Linked DNA regions of Homo sapiens: regions 2 and 3 are each linked to region 1. Evidence: chromatin loops called from intact Hi-C (ENCODE). Cell type or tissue: PC-3. All regions are shown on one strand. Links, peaks and the distances in the headings refer to the core of each region. The heading gives the core; the rest is flanking DNA.

Region 1 (6,898 bases), core at 853-5,852:
CAATTTGAAGGGAAAAATGGTAGCATTGGCTGCTCATGTTTGAAAGAATAGTACTGGAAAAATGTTAAGTGAATTTGAATATGTCACTCAGCATCTCTGTTCTTATTATGCTTGCATTTTTACTGGAGAAATCAGTTATTGCCATATACTAACCATATAGTATTTTCTAGCAGCTTTGGGCTGCTCAGATGAAAAGCTTTTACGAAATACAAAGTAGTGAAGGAAAAAAAAAACTTGCACGATTTTAATGTCAGCCAGAGCCTCCCCAGGTTTCTCTGAACTATGGGCTTTGTTGTTCTATGCCTAATTTTCTTCCTGTGTAAGACTGGAATGGATTCCAGATTTCAACTAAAACTCTTGTTTCACTGTTTTCAAGGACTTTTCCAAAGGTCACACATGGACTATTGTGATGAATGCACTCTGCAGGGTGTGTTCCCAGAGCACAGAAGTAACCAGAGAGCTGCAAGGGAGGTGTTGCCCACACCAAAACACTGCAGACTTATTCCCCTGGGGACAGTGCTGTCAGAGTGTCCATTTCAAGCTCCCTGTTGGCCACAGACAAAAGCCATTATCCTAAATCTCTGGCGAAACTTGGAGGTCTTAGAAGTGGACAGAAGTTTAAGACAGGATTGCTTTAAATGCACAATTTTGTTAGAATTTTTCTGAGTAGTGATTGCCCATTAGAATGCATCTGTTTTCTTTGCCCCCAATTAGTAATTTCTATTGTGAGAGCAAGCAAACCCAGTGCCTTTATCAAGTTCTCCAGCGCATTAATCTAGGACATCCTAGATCAAGAAGCACATGTGCAAATCTTTTGATTTAATGTACATTAGTATCAATGTACTGTAGCCACATCTGTCCAAGCTATTTTTATCATAATTCTGGCTAATTATAATTTCATTTTATGGATTCATTTTCTGAAGAATTAAGTCAACAGACATGGCTTCACAATGCACGTATTGGATTCCTTTTGGGGGTCAGAGCAGACTCAGAGCTCTGAGAGGCTTCTGTCTTTCTAACCTCTCAACATCATAGGCTCTTCCTTCTAGATTCCTGGGAGCAATACGTGTCTTAGATGAAAGTGGGATCTGCTAGAAAGAAATTCACTGATAGATACCTGGTGGACATTTTTAACATTCAAAGGGGAAAAGGAGGAAAGGAAGGGGTAGGGGAAATGCAAACCATCCCGGGACACATTTCCAGTCTCTATAGCATGCAGATGATTCTGTAGTAATGTGGTTATGGTGTTCTCAGAGTTATGTAGATATGTGTTCATTTCTATTTATGGGAATCAGACCAATTCTATTAAGCTTTGAAAGAGGTTTTTGTTTTTATTTTAAAGAAACCAGTAACGATTTGGAAGCTAAATAAGCAGTGAGGGTTAGGGGTGGAGATGTGGCCATACACCTGTCTTGTGTCTCATTAACTATGAGGTGGCTACTACTGTATAGGACTGATTAAAATGATGGAGGGCTCTGACCACTCTGCCCAGGTTTCACCTTAAGTTTATTCAGAGTTAGTGAAGGCTAGAGAGTGTTGATACTAGGAATGACAGTAGGAAAAAGATATGTACAGGTGTGACCTGATTTTCTCCTCAGTACAGCCCCACAACAGAGATATTGTCCCTGTTTGTTTGTTTGTTTGTTTGTTTGTTTGTTTGAGGCAGGATCTCACTCTGTCACCCTGGTTGGAGTGCAGTGGCATGACTATGGCTCACTGCAGCCTCGAATTCCTGGGCTGAAGCAATCCTTCCACCTCAGCCTCCTGAGTAGCTACGATTACAAGTGTGCACCTAGCTAGATTTTTTTATATTTTTGTCGAGACAGGATCTCACTATGTTGGCCAGACTGGTCTCAAATTCCTAGCCTCAGGAGATCTTCCTGCCTCAGTCTCCCAAAGTGTTGGGATTATAGGCATGAGCCGCCATGCCTGGCCTATTGTCCCCACTTTACAGCTGAGGCAACTGAGGCTACAAACGGTTAATAAAACTGGCCCAGTGACACAACACTTAGCAAAGACTAAAGTTTCAGACTCCAGTAACAAAGCTTTTGATCACAACATTGATCCTTTGGATAAAAATATCATATGGCTACCAGATAGATGTCAGTAACCAGCAGATTAAATCAGATTCCCTTGGGTTAATTTATATTTACATAAAAATGGGAGACAAGGATGGCAAGGATAGTTTATACCTCCAAATAACCTGGAAAAGATGTAGAGTGGTTAGCAGCATTCCTGCTTGGTTTAAACAGGACTCTGTAGCCTCACTAACTGGTACAGCTTCACTGTTCTTTATCCAAACACATTCTTGTCTTGACTTTTCTTATTTTACACGTGTGTCTCTCTCGATTGATTGAAAACTCCTTGAAGATGATCTTTGCATCGTGCAAGCTCCTTGTACTGAGAAAGGCCCCATGAATGAGAAATGAATTTGAGTTTGAGTTGAGTTGAATTAAAATAATGGGAAGGAACAAACCCTAGCAATGCTGATGAAGGTGGGGTGAAGTGGGATAAATCCAGATGAATTCTAAGCTAAGTAATCAGCCTATCAAGAGTAGTTGACTTCATTTGATTTCTTTGAAAAATACCTAAATCTGTCATTTTTTTTTTCCTGGAGAGAAAAGCAGTATGTCTGTTCCTTTGAAAATAGAAGTTGGAATGTCTTTGTCCTCCTTGGAGTTGAGCATCAGTACTAAATGCTATTTCTTCCATTGTGTTGGACTGGTCATGCTGTATTTTGATCATTTATTGTCAATACCTCGTCTATAGTTAGGTTTGCAATTTATTGAATAGATACCTAAGTACATGCATTAATGAATCAATGAAAGAAGCTAAAAGGATGAGAAAGACAAGGCATCTTAGAAATGGAGACTACTTAGTTAGAACCTTCTCCAATTCCTTCTTTTCACAAGTGAGGACACCGAGGCCCACTAAAGATTTAGGGAGATAAAGCCATATTTTAAACACAAAACTGGACCCTGAGCTTGGGCCTTCACATTTCTACCTAGAATTGTGATTTCTCTGTCAGCTGCACTGACACATTACTAACAGTGCTTCTGTCGGCTCGTGGTTTCCTCCGCACAGCCTGGCAGACAAGAACTAGGGAGGTATGGTGAGCAATCCGTGGTTGCATATCCACTTCGTTTTGAATGTCAACCTGGGTGTGTTTGTGTTTGCCTTTCCCCTCCCTAATTATCGAGCTGGATAACTGTTTGCCTACGGTGCCCCTTGGCCACCCACTGTCCAACAGATAAATCACAGAGGAGCCTGGCTCCAGATGGAGTTGCCTGGAAAGCTTATACACATGAAAAGACAGTCTCCAGGTAACATCTCTCTGGCACTCCTGAAAAATGCAGTTCTTCGATTTGCCTATTTGCTTTAATCATCCCCAGCTTCACTTCCTAAAAGTCCAGGAATAAAAAGCAATGAATGAATAGGCTGTCTGCTTCTCAGAAGCTTTGTGACTAGGAAAGAAGTGCTATTGACTTTAAAGAAGCTCTCATCAACTTTTGAATCATGCCAGCAGCCATGTGACCCTGTAGCCTGTGATCAAAACATGATGATGATGGGCTGAAGTAAGATGACCACGTTTCTCAGAATGCTCCTCCCTCATTGCTGTGAAAACCACTGTCCACCATGCAGATGAATAGGAATTACATAAGATTCCATGACAACAGCAGCAACAATAGCAATCTACAGTCTCACTTGTATGTATGCTGTGTCTCACCTTAAAAGCGATTTTCCTTCTTAAAACACCGTGGTAGAGAGTAGTTATTGCCAGCCTGAATCAAGCACTTATGTATGTGGTAGGAGCTATGTTAAGCATCTTGCAATATATTCTCAATTTTTAGAACAATTTGATGAGGTAGATATTCTTTTTTCTTTCTTTTTTTGTTTTTTGAGACATCCTGCTCTATCAACCAGACTAAAGTGCAGTGGAGGGACCATGGCTCACTGCAGCCTCAAACTTGCAGGCTCAAGTAATCCTCCCACGTACTAGGTGGTGCAGCTAGTAACTAGGACTGCAGATGCGCCACCACACCCAGATAATTTTTTTTTTTTTGAGACAGAGTCTCCCTATGTTGCTTAGGCTCATCTTGGAACTCCTGGGTTCAAGCAATCCTCACACTTCAACCTCCCAGACTGCTAGGATTACAGGCATGAGCCACCACGCTTGGCCCAGATAGTGTCCTTAATCTTATTTTACGAGTGAATAAACTGAAAGGTTGGGTATGTTGTAGAGCATGCAGTTGGTAAAATATGGTCTGGGATGTGAACCCAAGCACTGGGCTCCTGGTTCTAGCCCTTAATTGTAATGTTTAGCCAGCAGTAGGGATTGTTATCCTGTGAGTTTACATTAGTAGAGCACTTTACAAATTGCAAACTGCTTCCATGTACATCATATTGTTGGGGCTTCATAGCAACCCTGTAGGATCAACAGGGAAAGTTACTATGCTTGTTTTATAGACACAGAGAGGTTAAGTGACTTTTCCAGGATCACTCAGTGGTATAACCAGGACCTGAGCCCAGGTTTTCTTTGATTTTTGTCCTGTTTCTATTATATCATGCTATCCCTGGCGTTCCCATGGTAACTTATTCTGAATAAAAGCATGCCTTTATAAAAATAAAGCTCAGTTGTATAAAGTAAGATTAGGCTCAAATTAGTAGCTCAGGCCCCACCACCTCTTTGCTTATGCCTATTAAACTCTCTAGACCTCATCAACTAAATATTGGAGAGGAGTCTTCTCTAAATCTCTGTCTGGCTGAGACAAGTGCTGAATTTGAGTTTAGCTATTGTTATTAAAGAATTAAAAGCAATAGCACTTTGAGACTAACACTGAGAGCCAACAGAAACCCCATCTCCTTTCTGCTGGCTAGAAGTATGACGTTTTATATGCCATTGCCACTTTGCCCATTTAAACTGTAGAAAGTTTAATTTAGGAATATATCATGTCATCTTAAAAATAAAATGTAAATGATTAGATTATGAGGTCATTGATAAGAGAAGGGCTAGCAACCATCTATTTATATTTCTACAGAAAAGAATAAGTTCTTACAGAGTTTGTATTCCATGACCTGATCAGAACTCCAAATACACGAGAATATACATTCGATTATGTGTCTTGAAAACAAGAATTGAGAGATGATTAATTGCCTATGAATCACCAAATTCCAAAACAGGAAGGGAGTTCGGGGATTCTTTTGGCAAAATCGTTTCTTTTGAGAAAAAAAGGCCTGAAGTTCAAGTTAATAACTTGTCTAAGGTCAAGAAGCTAATGAATGGAAGAAGGAGAATTAGAACCCAGGTTCCTGATTTTCAAGTGTGTTGAACTTCCCTCTGTATATACTATCAAGTTTGATGGGGAAAGTCATCCGCTGGTTGCTGTGAGAGTGACCTTTCTAAGGTGATAGCTTATGAAGCATTTTCTGCAATTTGGTTATTGAAGCGAAGTACACAGGGGTGAAAGAGGCCAATCAGCTTTTCCCTTCTATGTCAACTGGGAATTGAAGCTGATCATCAAATTCCCCGAAGGAATGGGCTCAATTCTCTATGATTCTTCCAGAGACTTGGTGGTCTTGACTTGGCTTATTTGCCAGCCAGCGTACGAATACATGCTGAGGATTTCATCCCTTGGCACCTAGTACAAAATGCCTTGGTTTTGCTTGTCACCAACCCAAATCCCCATGTTTTCTCGCTGTTTTCTTTGTGCCTGCATGGGTCTTCCTCGGGTTCTAGAGCTCCACATCATGCTGGGTGTGGAGTGGTGAATGAGCCCACTGCTCACACAAGCACAGAGGGGTTTTGAAACGCCCCTTTCCATTCCATCTTTTCTCTTGGCCCTACCTTCTCCACCCTCACAACCGGCTCCTTGTACACACACTCAGACATTCTCCTAGGACTCATTGTCTTCTCGGTTTTATTTCTTTCTCTTTCTGCCAGTATCCACCCTGTTTTGGTAACCACGGCAACTGGTGAAATACAATCCCAATATTTGCTAGCTGCCTCTGTCACCCAGCCCAGCACGCGCATTGCTGGGTCTTGTTTTTATGTTTGTTTAATGTTCCTGAGCCTGAATTCAGATGCATCTGGGCAAAAAAAACTGCATATGGTTTGGGTCAGAACACCCCCTCTCAGACAAAGTTTTCAAGAGCCTCTTTCTTGTGTATTTGTGGACGTGTGAGCACGCGTGTGTCCCTGTCTGCTTTGGAACATTGTGCGAATAAGTTCAGCTGTGTCAGAAAAGCCAGGAAAAAAAAAGGAAATTTAACAATCTTGTTACAGGGAAGTTCTGCTTTGCAGAGATATATTTTGGTCATTTTCTTGGAATGTTTGTAGCTTACACTTCCAAGATTTTTGCCAGCACAGCTAATAATGAAAGTTTGCTTTGCACTTTGGGATGATGACTCTGTCTTGCTTTTTTTTTTTTTTTTGTGGGAAGCACAGAAGATCTATCTGGAAATTTGTGCCTTGATAGGGATGGAAGGTGGGGCATTCGGGTAGACAGAGGAGGCAAAGTTTTCCTAAAGGTTTAGGGTTGTTTTTTTTTTTTTCTTAAAACCCAAGAATCCAATCTTGAAATTTAAACTACGAAGAGTATGTTTTCCCTTTTGGTATCCTTTTAAAATTGTCTTTTTATCGCTTGTTTGAGAAGCTGGATTGTACTAAATGATTGTTGTATTGCTGTAGTGTGAATAAGATGAATCATTAGCTTCACAGGATACTTAGGTCCCAGACAATAAAGGCATGCCTCAATTATTTTTATTTCAAAACAGCATACACAGTCCCCAGGACAGAAGTGTTCAAGGAGGATGAGATTTTAATCCAACTGTGGCCTTGTATTCCAGAGATTAAAAAGTGCAACCAGAGAGCCGAGTCAGTAACCTTGATTTCAAAATA
Region 2 (6,898 bases), core at 1,042-6,041, 75 kb after region 1:
ATATGTGGTGGTTACATCTGAGGAACAGGACTGGGGTTTAGGGGAGAAGGCTAGGCAAGTGGCTTTTACTTTATTATCTAATATTTTTGTAGTAATTGATTTTTTATTATAAAAAGTATACTTTTATAGTAATGAAATTACAAGGAATAGTTTAGAAAGTCCATACTTTCCATCATGTCATTTTTTTAAAAAGGCATGATGATTTCAACATAACCTCTTTTCATATTTTTTCATCCTTAAATTCGGAAGTATCATCCAAAAACTTCTCCTGGGGGTAAAGAAACATGTATCTAAAACCCAGCAATTCCCCAGATTTTCATTTCTTTGCTGTGCCATAGTCAAATAAAAGTTTTTAAAATTACATGCTATTTTAATTCCACAGTTACAAAATTATTCTAGTTATTCTTTCATCTCTCCATATACATATATAGAGTTGTCTGGAATGCTGTTCACCCACCAGATATAAACAACGCATTTGGCTTCATTGTTGCTGACTTCATTGCAAAGCATTGCTTAAATTTTTATAATAAGCATTTTTATAAAAACAATGAAATCATTGCTTAAAATTGGAGATGAGAAGTGTTAGTTCACTTTTCTGTTTAGAAGTAAACATGGCCGGGTGTGGTGGCTCACGCCTGTAATCCCAGCTCTTTGGGAGGCCGAGGCAGGTGGATCACGAGGTCAAAAGATGGAGACCATCACAGCCAACATGGTGAAACCCTGTCTCTACTAAAAATACAAAAATTAGCTGGGCATGGTGGCACACGCCTGTAGTCCCAGCTACTCAGGAGGCTGAGGCAGGAGAATCGCTTGAACCCGGGAGGCAGAGGTTGCAGTGAGATCTTGCCACTGCACTCCAGCCTGGCGACACAGCGAGACTCCATCTGAAAAAAAAAAAAAAAAAAAAAAAAAAAGGAGGAAACACAGTACCCAGCATCTAATCTTTCCCAGACATTTAGGATGCTGAACTTCTTCAGGATTATGAAGGTCAGTAGCTGTTGTGCAGTATCTGTTGCTCATGAAAGAGGTGAGAAGTAGACTATGTGGCTACCGAATCGGGATGACAAAAATATTTTAAATGATGACCGCATATTAACATACAGTCTACCATCCTTTCCTCTTGTTTTTTATTTATTTTTTTTCTTAGCAGGTAGAGGCTCTTTATGTTTAATTAAGGATTTTGATTAATTGAATTGGTATTTTTCAATAGTGTATGTAACTGGTTGAGAATCATTAATATTGTACAGTGTTAGAGCATAGTAGCTTTGATCGTCATTTAAATACAACTGTTTCCTTGCCCAGCAATTATACACCACTATCATGAATCAGATAAGAACACAAATCTGGAAAGAACTTGCAGTCCCCTGGTAAATACTTCATGAAGGCAATGGGAGCTTGCCAATTAGACAATCATCTCTGCATAAGATATATTTCCAACGAGTAACTGCATTATACAGTCCTTAGCACATTATGCCCCTCGGGATATGATGATAATTGACTGTGTCACAGAAGAAACAATTTTGAAGAAACTGGGACTAAGCTGATTATCAACTGAATCTTTAGAACGGGGTTAGCAAATGATGGCCCAAGGGCCAAATCTGGCCCGCTGCCTAATTTTGTCCAGTGTATGAGCTAAGAATGGTTTTCAAGTTTTAAGTGACTGGGGAAAAAAATCAAAAGTAGAATAACATTTCTGACATGTAAAAATTATATGAAATTCAGATTTCCTGTCCCTGAAGTTGTATCAGAACATAGCAGATTCATTCATTTATACATTGTCTGCAGCTGCTTTTGCACCACAGTATCAGAGTTGAGTAGTTGTGACACAGAAGATAAGAGAAGAAAATACTGACTATCTGACTCTTTATAGAAAAAGTTTGCTGACCCCTCCTTTAGACTCAGGTACAAGTTATTTGTGTGCATGTCTGCTTATGAATGGATAATGCTTTTGTGTTAGAAATACATCTGGCCAGTTGATGTGGCCATCAAAGGAGGTGCAATACTTCATATTCTTCTATTTTCCTCACTCCCTTCTCAAAGTCAAAAGAAAGCTATTGAGTGAGAAAAATTAAGAGTATTGGAAGGGACCATAAGAAAAATCATGGTAACAGAAAAGACCTACACATTACCTCCGAAGCTTGTAAATTACTAACTCTAATTTTAAGCCCTAAAATCAGATTAGCTCTCTACTTTTTAAAATTTGAAATTATTTATTCTCTGTGTCTGAGAAATATTTTGAGAGGCAAGAGCATTTGTTCTTGTGACTCTTACAAGATACAGTGGCTGGCCGGGCACGGTGGCTCACGCCTGTAATCCCAGCACTTTAGGAGGCCGAGGCAGATGGATCACGAGGTCAGGAGTTCAAGACCAGCCTGGCCAAGATGATGAAACCCCATCTCTACTAAAAATACAAAAATTAGCTGGGCATGGTGGCAGATGCCTGTAATCCCAGCTACTCAGAAGGCTGAGGCAGAGAATTGCTTGAAGCTGGGAGGCGGAGGTTGCAGTGAGCCGAGATCGCACCACTGCACTCCAGCCTGAGTGACAGAGCAAGACTCCATCTCAAAAAAAAAAAAAAAAAAAAAAATTAAATACAGTAGCACACCAGATGGAGTCTCTTTGTTCAGTGCTATCACCATATTGAATGGTGCTCTTTGGTGTATGCTTGCATTCAGTTGTAGATACGATATAATGCATGATTGGATAATAGGAAATACCTTTTAGTAGAATGTATGATTCTTGATAGGATATCCTGCCCATTGGCTTTGACAGTTGAATTAACCTATTTGGCTGACATTGACCCTCCTACTGACCACGATATATAAGAAAATATGAAATTAATATAAAAGCTATCTTGTACTGGTAGCAAGATAGCTACTGGTAGGAAACATTAACAATAGCATCGTAAAATATAGAATTGAAAATGTGAGTCATTTTGCTTTTAAATCTCTATCATGTACATGACTGACTTCAGTTGTTCTCTCTCCTCCCTTTTGTTCTGTTTCAGAGGTTGAAGGCTGCATTGACTCACCACCCTGCTGCCATGTCAAATGGGAACATGAACACCATGGGACACATGATGGAGATGATGGGCTCCCGGCAGGACCAGACGCCACACCATCACATGCACTCGCACCCGCATCAGCACCAGACACTGCCACCCCATCACCCTTACCCACACCAGCACCAGCACCCAGCACACCATCCTCACCCTCAACCCCATCACCAGCAGAACCATCCACATCACCACTCCCATTCCCACCTTCATGCACACCCAGCACATCACCAGACCTCGCCACATCCGCCCCTGCACACCGGCAACCAAGCACAGGTAGACCTTTTCCGTGATCTCTTTCCCCTTCTTATTCTCCTTCTTAACAGTGCAAGCTCTAATGCTGGGGTCATTTGCAGCAATCTTGTTTGACAAGCCCAGGTGTTCTATCTCACATTCTAGGGGCTCTGTTTATCTCCTAGGAGGCAAGCCTTACCCATAAGACCCTACCAGATCATAATTTCTATAAATAATACACTAAAAAATATCAGGTCTAGTCTCTAAGGGCAAGCATAAACTTTAAGTTCTCCAAAATCTATTTTTGCAGTGTGTCAGAAAGTTAGCCCCTCTCAAAAGTAATATGAATCAATGGATTAGGAAGAACTTAAGCTTGTGAAGAAAGATGTGAATTAAGAATGAGAAAAACGAGTTAATTCTAACCCTGGTTCTAGCTGCTATGTTTTAAAACATCATAGAGACTCAATTTTGTCACCTGTAAAATGGAAGTTAAATACAACAGGCAATCTTCTGAGTAACAGTGAATGTTAAAAATCTAAAGAGTAACAATTCAAGGCAGACAAAGAAGCTCCATCATGGATGCTAGGGCGTAAGGTGCTGTGTAAATGGTGAAGAGAGGTGACTCATCCCCCTGAATGAGAAATGCGTTGGAGGGAACAGAAAGAGAGCCAAGTTCTGTAGATGATCAGACCAAGAGAAAGGCCAAATCCCAGTGGGTGAGAGTCACCAGGAGTGGCTGCAAAGAAAGCCAGCATTTAGACAAAACTGAAAGAGGGTTGGGGGACCAGGCAGACATTATGTCACCCACGGCCAAGAAGAGAGGCGAGTCCTGTACTGGAGTGAGTTTTAGTAAGTGGATGAAGGGCATGTCCAGGAGCATGGCTGGGCCTAGACACTTTGGATCCTCAAGCAGAATGACTTTCATCCATACCTTCCACCCAGTCCACACTGCCAGCTTCCAACCAGCTGAATCAGAAGGGTGTCGGAAGCATGGAACCGCCAAAAAACACTTATTCACTGTCTCCTCTGTCATCTGCCTCTGGAGACGTGACTTTATACCCGGCAGCTTTTTGAACTCTTGAGCCCCCCTCCATTAACATGCACCAAACCTGGACAGCCATCCACAGAATGGGTCAGGCACAAGCAACTCTCGAAGCTATTCATTAGATAAACTGTCTTTTGCAAGGTTCTTAGAGGTGTTCTACATTGTGAATAAGAATTGAGCATTAGAATGAGATAACCTTAATTTTTTTCCTGCCTTCCTCACTGTGTGATTGTGAACAGAAACAACCTCTCTACCCCTCAGTTTTCCCATCTGTAAAATGGGGCTGGGTAATAGTAGACTAAACTCCTAGGCTCTTATGAGTATTAAATAAGAGAATCTCTGTAAAGCCCTTGACACAGTGTTCAAAATATGTTATTCCAAACCAGTAGAAGTTTAGCAAATTGTATAGCAATCAAATGCTATCCAGAGAACATTTTTAGTCACATTTTTAGTCAAACGCCATACTAGAACATGTATTTAGAAAGAAAAAAAAAAACTACAAAGTCAATGATGGGCAAATTGATTCACATTTGTACTTAGTTTATAAGGAAACGAGAACATCAAGGTTTGGTTGCCTTTATGGGCAAGTTATTTCACAGAGCAAGTTATATAACAATTCTTTGAATATAAAAGCCATTCACTAGCTAATTACCAATTAGCCAATTGCCCTCTGTTTCAAGTCAGTAAGTGGCCAATAGTATATGCAATTAGTTAATTGCTATTATAATTAGCTTTATGAACAGTTGCTTTTTTTAATTGTATGCTAAAAAGAAAGAGCCCAGGTTGGTCTTGCTAAAATTTGAACCAGATCATTTAGGCAGTATCCCAAAATACCACTCTTAAATTGTATTAACTTGGCTGATTACTGAGATCTTGCCATTTTGCTTAATTGTATGATTATCTGAAAGTAGGAATAGAATCCTTTGAACTCTGAGATTCTAAGGTGATTTGGAATAAAATCTGCCTTTTTGAAATTATAATTTATTACTTTTGATCAAAATTTTCAGAGCATCTATGCCAAGAGAATTCTGCTTTAAAAATAAAATTACAAGCGACAATAATTACCAGGTATACAAATTCTGGTTTTAGGGTTGTATTTGCATTTTCTCCTGGCTTCTTGTGCTCCTCCTGCATGTAAGGATGTGATTGTAGAGTGCTGGTTTCAAGGAATTTCTCTTAATCAATCCTGAACCTAATTACACCTGAAACCACGTCACTTATGCCTTTGGGTGAAGGCACAGGAAAAGTATCATGGGTTACAGGTTGATTAAACTTAGGGTAGGAGGATACAGAATTGAAAGATAAGTCCCTGCAATGGAGATTAAAAATCAATTTTTTCCTATTTGAGGGTTTTGTCTGGGGCTGGCAATAAGAGATTATAATTCACAAAAGGAAACAGTTAAAGGCAAAAATATCCGAGCAGTTAGCACATTCCCTCTTAATGCTTTTCTTTGCAGTAGTTAGCTCAGGAATTAGCATCTGGAATGACAAGTGCTAAGCCCCTGCCAATAACAAGGATGACGCCTTCACTAGCAACTCTGATGAGTAAGACCTTAGACAGTTAATTTATTTTGTTATTCCTCTATAATCGGGAGGAAAAGAGTCACCAACAAACAAACAGTTCTAGAAAATGTCTTTGCTGGCCTGGTGCGGTGGCTCACGCCTGTAATCTCAGCACTTTGGGAGGCTGAGGCGGGTGGATCACGAGGTCAGGAGTTCAAGACCTGCCTGGCCAAGATGGTGAAACCCTGTGTCTACTAAAAAACTACAAAAATTAGCCAGGCATGGTGGCAGGCACCTGTAATCCCAGCTACTTGGGAGGCTGAGGCAGGAGAATCGCTTGAACCTGGGCAGCAAAGGTTGCAGTGAACCGAAATCGCGCCACTGCACTCCAGGCTGGGCGACAGAGAGAGACTCCGTCTCAAGAAAAAAAGAAAATGTCTTTGCTTTGCATAAAATTACTAAGATGCAGTTCAACCTCAACCCTGGGCCTGATTCTTTTACAGTTAGTCATAGATGGTTTGATAGAGTTTTGGATTAAAATACATCACCATCAGTCAACTGATGTCAACCAGTAGCCATTATTAGTGCAATTACAGTCATTCTGATTGATTTCAATCATAGTGCTGCAATGTGGTAGAAAAGATTGTTGAGCTTCATTTTTAAAACTTTTGGCCTGTTATTTCTGCAGGTTAAATGTCTCTTGTAAAACAACTTTATAGGTATTACCGTCATAAACCTGAGTGACTAAGAAATGGGAGAGGAAAAAAAAAAACACCTTTTATTGAGAATGAAGAAGGAGGAAGGAGTGAAGTGCATGAGGGAAAGCATTAGGTGTCCAGACATATAAAGAAAAGAGTCAGGTGTAGAAATTTCACAAGGTGCTGTGTGTCTGCCTTATGAATAGAAATAAAGCTCTATGTGTGGGGGTCTCCAAGCCTTAGATGTTGCTGAGTCCCACACAGACCTTGCAAGGACTCTATAAGCATAGTAAAACTTTTTAATAAAGTGCTTTGCCACTCAGGATTTCCTTCTAATGTAACTGTATGGTAATGCACAAGCAA
Region 3 (6,898 bases), core at 977-5,976, 64 kb before region 1:
CTTCAAGTACCTAAAAAGATCTAAGGATAAGTGACTTCACCAGGTGGCCTCGCCCCAGCTCAGCACTGTATTTCAAGCTACTGAGAGGAGTTCCAAACGCAATGTGGGTTAAGTGCGCTCTCGTGCTTGCCTCGGCAGGAAATGGCGGTGGTTAAACTTGGCCCGCTCAAACCCGTGCAGTGCAGGGTTGTTGATTTTTGCTCCCCACAGTAAGTCTTCGGGGGCCAAACCATAAAGCTGACTTGTCATCTCTCTCTGAAAAGTTTGATTTAAGCACTTACCTACAGACGATGAGCTACTCAACCCCCAATTCCAGCTCCCCCCAACACACAGCCCTAAAGAGATGACCTGTGAATATGCTGGGAGGCGCTGAGGAAGTTCCGTCTCTGTTTCTCTCCCCAGGAAGGATAAGAAAGGGCAAAAAAGCTTTTGGTAAATGAGTTAGCTACTGTCTGCCCATTTTGCTTCACTGTCAGCTTTACTATTTAGTACTCATTGATTGATGCAGAGGATGGTATACATAAGGGTGTCGGTATAGATGAAAGATCAGGCTGGGCGCAGTGGCTCACACCTGTAATCCCAGCACTTTGGGAGGCTTAGGTGGGTGGATCACGAGGTCAGGAGTTCGAGATCAGCTTGGCCAAGATGGTGAAACCCCATCTCTACTAAAAATACAAAAATTAGCCAGGCGTGGTGATGGGTGCCTGTAATCCCAGCTACTCTGGAGGCTGAGGTAGGAGAATCGCTTGAACCTGGGAGGTGGAGGTTGCAGTGAGCCGAGATCGCACCACTGCACTCCAGCCTGGGTGACAGAGCAAGATTCCATCTCAAAAAAAAAAAGAAAGATCGAAATGTTCCTCATACTAAAATCTTAGAGGAAAAGCTCTCCCTTCATTTTATTTTTCTTGAGACAGGGTCTCACTCTGTCACCCAGGCTGGAGTGTAGTGGAGTGATCTCAGCTCACTGTAATCTCTGCCTCCCAGGCTCAAGCGATTCTCCCATCTCAGCCTCCCAAGTAGCTGGGACTACAGGTGTGCACCAGCAAGCCAGGCTAATTTTTGTGGGTTTTGTAGAGATGGGGTTTCACCATATTGCCCAGGCTGGTCTCAAACTCTTGGGCTCAAGAGATGCACCCTGCCTTGGCCTCCCAAAGTGTTGGGATTATGGGTGTGAGCCACCGCACTCGGCCAGCTGTCCCCTTTTGAGTGAAGGCTGAAGGATCCTTTAAGTCAAGAGGGGACCACAAGTCTCTGGTCTAAGATTCCGTTTTCATATTTGCCAGTTGGAACCATCTCTGGTTTCTACATGGAAGTATCAGAAACTGAAAGCCTGCTTTTACATGGTGATCTCTTTTCTTTACACATATAATCCTAGTATTTATTTTTCTTCTGGAAATTTAATGTTTGTGATCTGTAATAGATAGAGAGATTCTAATCATCTCTGTTTACATTTGTGTGTTTGTGTTAATTTATTCTTTCCCCTTCTCTCATTTGCTCATAATAAACATGTTCTTCTACACCTTGACTTCTTTCATGTGCTTTAGTACTGCAGGTACTGCTGTTTCATTGAATGGGGGCCTTAGTAATTACTATCCCTTCCCAAAGTGCAGGCTAAATTCTTCTGTGGGAGAGTGTTATAAGTGCTTCTCAAACTTAGCATGCAGAAGAATAACTGGAAAACCATACAGATTCCAGGACCCCACCTTCCCAAAGATCTCAAGTGAGGTCTAAGAATTTGCATTTCTAGCAAGTCCTTAGGTGATGCTGATGCTGCTGGTCCCAGGACTTCAATTAGGACCTGTACTTTCCTAGAAACCCATGATCCAGGACTTTTCTGCTCACTTGGCTTCTAACATCTCTCTTTCTGAGAGCTTTCAACTTCATCATGAAAAACAAGTTGAACAGTGATCTTGTCCATAGAGATAGAATTAACATTCTTGTCTTCTAGCTATGTGTCACATCAAATCCTTGGTTTGATTAGCTTGAAGAGCCAATTCAGCCCTTCAAGTAAAACTTGGTATTTTAGATTCTAAATCTTTTCCAGTTTCAATGCCTTGTAGGACTTTAAGAATAATGCTTGTCTAAGAAAAGATGAAAAATACATTTTTTTCCTTCTTTCTCTCCTTTCCTTCCTCTCTTCTTTCCTTCCTTTCTCTCTCCAAGTATGAAGGTTTGACTAAAATGAAATTTCCCATTTTATTCTTCTGACTTCTCTTGTGCCTACCGTTTTTCCATCATAGTTCCTGTGTTCCTAGGGAAAGGGTGACCATTGAATTGGAAGACATGATACCTGTGTACTTAACATTTTCTCAAATGTGATAATTTGTGATTTTCCTGAAGTATGCCACAGGAGACTATTTCAGCATGCCGTCTGTTTTTTTCCAAAGATTCACCAAGATTCATAAAAGATTAGGAACAGAACTCTTCTAGTCTGCATTAATGCATTTTGGTAACAAAATGGACAGCCCTTTCATGTGGAGAAGGGGAAATTAATACCCCAGAAGAGCAAAAAGGGAAGAAAAAGAGAGTTTTAGACGTAGTGTATTCTCCCAGAAGTCACAGAACAGGTACAAATAATGAGGGTTGTAAAAGGAAGACAGACCTGGCTAAGTGTTGTGTCAGGGAAGTCTGTGATCTCAGGCTATTAAATATTATCCGGCTCTTTCTGGTCATCATAATTCAAAACCACAGGACAGTGTGGCAGTTGTGAGCCAAGTGGTTATCATGCCTTTGCCCAAAAGGCTAAGAAAAAGACAAAAGCTGGGAAAGATCAGAGAACATATTGGGTTGCGATAAGGAGGTTATCTCATTTCTCTATGGAAGCATCACAAAATACCTAGCTTGACCTCTGCTGCTGGGTAATGAATTTCCATGAAGGACCATCAGGGAGGGCCAAGGAGGTGTATGGGGAGGATGGGGTAGGGGAGAGCGGAAACCAGTGATCAATGTTGCCTGCGTCTCCTACAGCCCAGCTAAAAGGGCCAGGCAGAGTTGCATTAAACCTGATTAGAAAACTCTGCTTAATACATTAAAGAAACAACTTGCAGAAACATCTACCTCCCTTCCTTCCTCCCCCAAACAGTAATGAGTCCAAATTGCTAATAAAACATAAAAACTCAAAGATGTTGTACATGGGCCATTTTTCTGAGCTGGTTATTTTTTATGTCAGTTTTCCCACAGCTGTGAGCATGCTATAACTATCAACTTACCAAATGCCCTAGTTTAAATGAAACTTACAAGAATGTATTTAGGAACTTTATAAGAAAGTAGGGGGAAAAACAGACAAGCAAGATTATCCATTTTTTTCTTTTGGTAAGAAAGAGGAATTTGGCAGGATATAGGGGGAACATGGCTTGAACTGATAATTCTCAGAAAATAGTGGTTGAGAGAATAGAAGATTTATCCATCTTCTTGCAAAGCCATTATTCAAAGATCACATTTAGCCTTCAGCTGCTTGGGAGGCTGTGGTGGGAGGATTGCTTGAGCCCAGAAGTTTGAGACCAGTCTGGGCACCATACTGTAGGCATGATCTAAATTCTGAGGTTAACTTACGCAAGTAGAATTAAGAGGCAAGTCTAAAGCACAAGGAAGAACAAAGAGTGCTGCCGACACCCTTAAAAATATCCCATGTAAAAGTCATTCCACCCATGATGGATTAAATGGCCTAAACTTTCTAAAGAAAAAACAGTAAGAAAAATCTATTTTTTGCTGTCTTTTTTCATTTCATCTCTCAAAAAATAGTAAACATTTTTATTTGGAAATCTGTGAATGTTGAGTTATAAGGAGCGATTGCCAAAAGTTTGGATAATAAATGAGAAATACATGTTGTGAAGATGAAACTTGCATGTCATACCCAAAATCAGAAATTGAGCTCTGTCCCTCTGTGTGCTCAGCAACACCATTCAAGCTACAAAACACCTTAGGGATATTTAATGTTCTGTGCCCACCCCTTATAAATGTATATGACTCAATATCCCCAATGAGTAATGTGGCCAGCAGCCATACCACCTTCAGCTAAGCTCTCATAAGCTGAACAGGGTTGGGCTAGATCCCTGTTCTTATGAGAGACCTCCAAAGAAACCCTGGAGGTGTCAGTGATGATTCAGTGGGTAGTTCCCTGACTTGAGTCAGTCCCAAATCACTTTCCTTTCCTGATGTTAACGGATCCTTTACATATGCAGGTGCGGCTTTTTTGAGAATCAGTCCAAACCCTGTTTACTTTTAAAATATATATATTTTTTATTTAAAATAAACGCCATGGACCAGATAGCCCAAAGAAAGGGAAGAGGAAAAGAAAGGGTACAACAGAACAGGAGAAAATGGATACATTGCAAGCTAAATCCCACTTCAACAAACTTTGTCAAACTTGGGCATGGTGGTTCACGCCTGTTATTGCAACTACTCAGGAGGCCCAGGCAGGGGGATCAGGATCACCTGAGCCTAGGAGTTCAAGACCAACCTGGGAAAATAAAAAATAAAAAAATTAGCCAGGAGTGTGTCCCAGCTACTTGGAGGCTGAGGCGGGAGGATCAATTGAGCTCACTTGAGTTCAAAGCTGCCGTGAGCTATCATTATGCCACTGTACTCCAGCCTGGACAAAAGAGAGAGACCCTTTCTTAGGAAAAAAAAAAAAAACCTCAAAATGATTTCCCTAGTTATTTGATTATAGTGGAGCTTGCTTGTCACAAACTTTGCTTGGATCAAATAGGTCACCAGCGACAAGACTTGGGGATCTGCTTTTTTGTGAAGAGTGAAACGAGGACTGATGCTCTTGGAATCATGTAGAAAATTCTGTCTGACCGTGAACAAGCCACTGTAAACAAATCCGAAAGATATACACCTTCAAACAGTTCTCAGATGCATGCTGTCCCTGGGTGGGGCTGTTGAATCCCACTGTGGGAGCTGGAATGTCAATCAGAATTATCAAGGATACTATTTATTGGCATGAGTGTGTTCTTGTAAGCACTTACCCTTCCTATCTAGTTGCTCGAAACTGCCAGCAAGTTTTGTTTGGGGCAATTAAAATGCTATGTGACCCCTTAGAAATTTCTGTCTTGAGGGTGTTCAAATTTTTAAAGATACAGAATATTTTGAGGTTTTGGAATAAAAAGCACTTGTTAATATATAAAAGAAACTGTGGGCATATTTCCTTTCTTCCATGAAATACGCTTAGCCTGCTTATATCCTTTTTAAACCAAGGATATGAATAAATCTGCCCAAATATTTTCTTTGGGATGGGAATCATTCTCTAAGTAGATGATGTTTTAAAAAAATAAAAGAGAGAAAAGAAAAAAAAGATGAAACCGTTAAAAAAGAAAACTTCTTGGTGTTATATAAGAACTCATTCTGTTTATTTGTAAACTCACAAAATGTTTCTAAGTTTGCAAATAAAAATTTTTCTATACAACCATTTTTGAAGCCGAATCCAGCCTGTCTCCTTAAAATGACAAAGCCGAGGAAACGAAAACAAATACCTGTTTAATGGACTCGAAATTAGTCCACATTTATACTTTTCTTTGAGAAATATGTTAGACTGAAAAATATGGCAAGTGGTTAATATTTGGTTCTTATTAACAAAGTTTTCAAACTTTTGCTTTGCCTTTAAAAAGGAGAATATTTACATTATGTGAGACAATTTAAAGGTTTAAAAAATGCACGTCTGCCTTTCAGTCACATGAAGTTAATCATACTTCTTCTTGCATAATTTCCCCAGCCTTGAGTACTACAGAGTTGTATACAAAAATCACACATTTTCATAAACCAATCTATAGTTAGGTTGTACCACGTTTAAGTCTCTTATAAACTCTACTTGTTTCAGGACTCATTGTTATGAGGACACGGAAAGAAACTTCATGAAGTTTCCCTTCCCAGGTCTAATGCATGACCTCACTTTATGCTGTTCAGTTTTTATTAAATTCTTTGCTAGCTTAATGCTAAAAGATATATAAGAAAACTAATAAAAAGAGTATAGCATCTTTTAATTGAAGGAAAAAATGAGTGCTTTGCATTCCAAAATGAAGGGTCATATATTCTTTTCCATTGTCTGGGTTTTGTAAACATCTCTGGACATGTCAAAGTTTATTTCTCATTATTTTAGTAATTACTTTTATTATATGTTTGTAACTATACAGAATCCTATTTTAATTATGCAACTGTGAGTGTGGTTTTATACGATGACAAAAGAATTGCTATGGCCAATGAAATATATGTTTTCCTGTAAAGTTTATGTTACAACAAAAAATACTGATTTAATCTTTAATATAGTAAGGAAGGGAGAAGGAAGTATGTACAAAAACCAAAACAAAATGAGTTCACAAAGGGTTAGGTTTTCTTCTAAACAGATTTGGATGAAAATAGGTTTTATTACATTGAAAGCAACGGGGAGTATTTTAGGTAGGAACTATCTGGTTCTTTGATATTATTTCTATAATTTCAGTCTGTATTAGAATCAGATCATATTGTTAGGCCTCAAGCGTGCCATGGCATTCAGTTTTACCGGTGAGTGAGAGTGTGAAGTTTCATGTCAAATTCATCACAATGCTCTGTCCACGGCCCGCTGCTACCCTCCTCTTTCAGAGGCTGGGGCCCTCTTGCTGACCCTCAGTTCTAGACCTTGTCCTTTCACTCTGCCCTGCTCTGAGGCCCCGTGTAGTGGTATCCTTCCCAGTATGCAACACGAGAAAGGCACCAATACTGTGCATCAGAAATTCTTAGTCAAGAAAGAACACATCTGGCTTGAGGTACCAGGAACCCTTTCTTGCAATGAAAACATTTGATATGGGTCTCATAGAAACTGCAGAACTATGAGCTGTGAAGGATGTTTCAAGTTGAAGGATCAGCATTAGCAAAGTTGTAGATGTAGGGAAGATCAAGATGTATTGAGAAAAATCAAACATGT

Evidence for each region. Hi-C counts contacts between places; a loop is a spot of excess contacts. Peaks named below come from ENCODE experiments on the same cell type or tissue, not always from the same donor. Only the 100,000 strongest peaks of a DNase experiment are listed, where the experiment ranks them.
Region 2: it touches region 1 in a loop (8-fold over the local background); 1 of 110 quality-filtered maps calls a loop at or near these places.
Region 3: a loop joins it to region 1, with 4 times the contacts of the local background. A loop is called at or near these places in 1 of 110 quality-filtered maps.

Annotation. Positions count from the first base shown.
Region 1 is chr7:28,726,305-28,733,202 of GRCh38, forward strand. All of the region lies in intron 7 of CREB5 (cAMP responsive element binding protein 5), which reads left to right. Among named protein-coding and RNA genes, the nearest start is that of TRIL, 230 kb to the right of the region's middle. In PC-3, for the core only: no CTCF peak of the experiment used is centred there; a DNase peak (open chromatin) is centred at 3,157; H3K4me3 peaks cover 340 bases; H3K27ac peaks cover 1,129 bases.
Region 2 is chr7:28,801,192-28,808,089 of GRCh38, forward strand. CREB5 (cAMP responsive element binding protein 5) reads left to right here. Exons shown (of 11, transcript NM_182898.4): 8 at 3,008-3,331. Among named protein-coding and RNA genes, the nearest start is that of TRIL, 150 kb to the right of the region's middle. In PC-3, for the core only: no CTCF peak of the experiment used is centred there; DNase peaks (open chromatin) are centred at 3,930 and 5,860; H3K27ac peaks cover 1,043 bases.
Region 3 is chr7:28,662,316-28,669,213 of GRCh38, forward strand. All of the region lies in intron 5 of CREB5 (cAMP responsive element binding protein 5), which reads left to right. Among named protein-coding and RNA genes, the nearest start is that of CREB5, 250 kb to the left of the region's middle. In PC-3, for the core only: no CTCF peak of the experiment used is centred there; a DNase peak (open chromatin) is centred at 4,046; H3K27ac peaks cover 1,522 bases.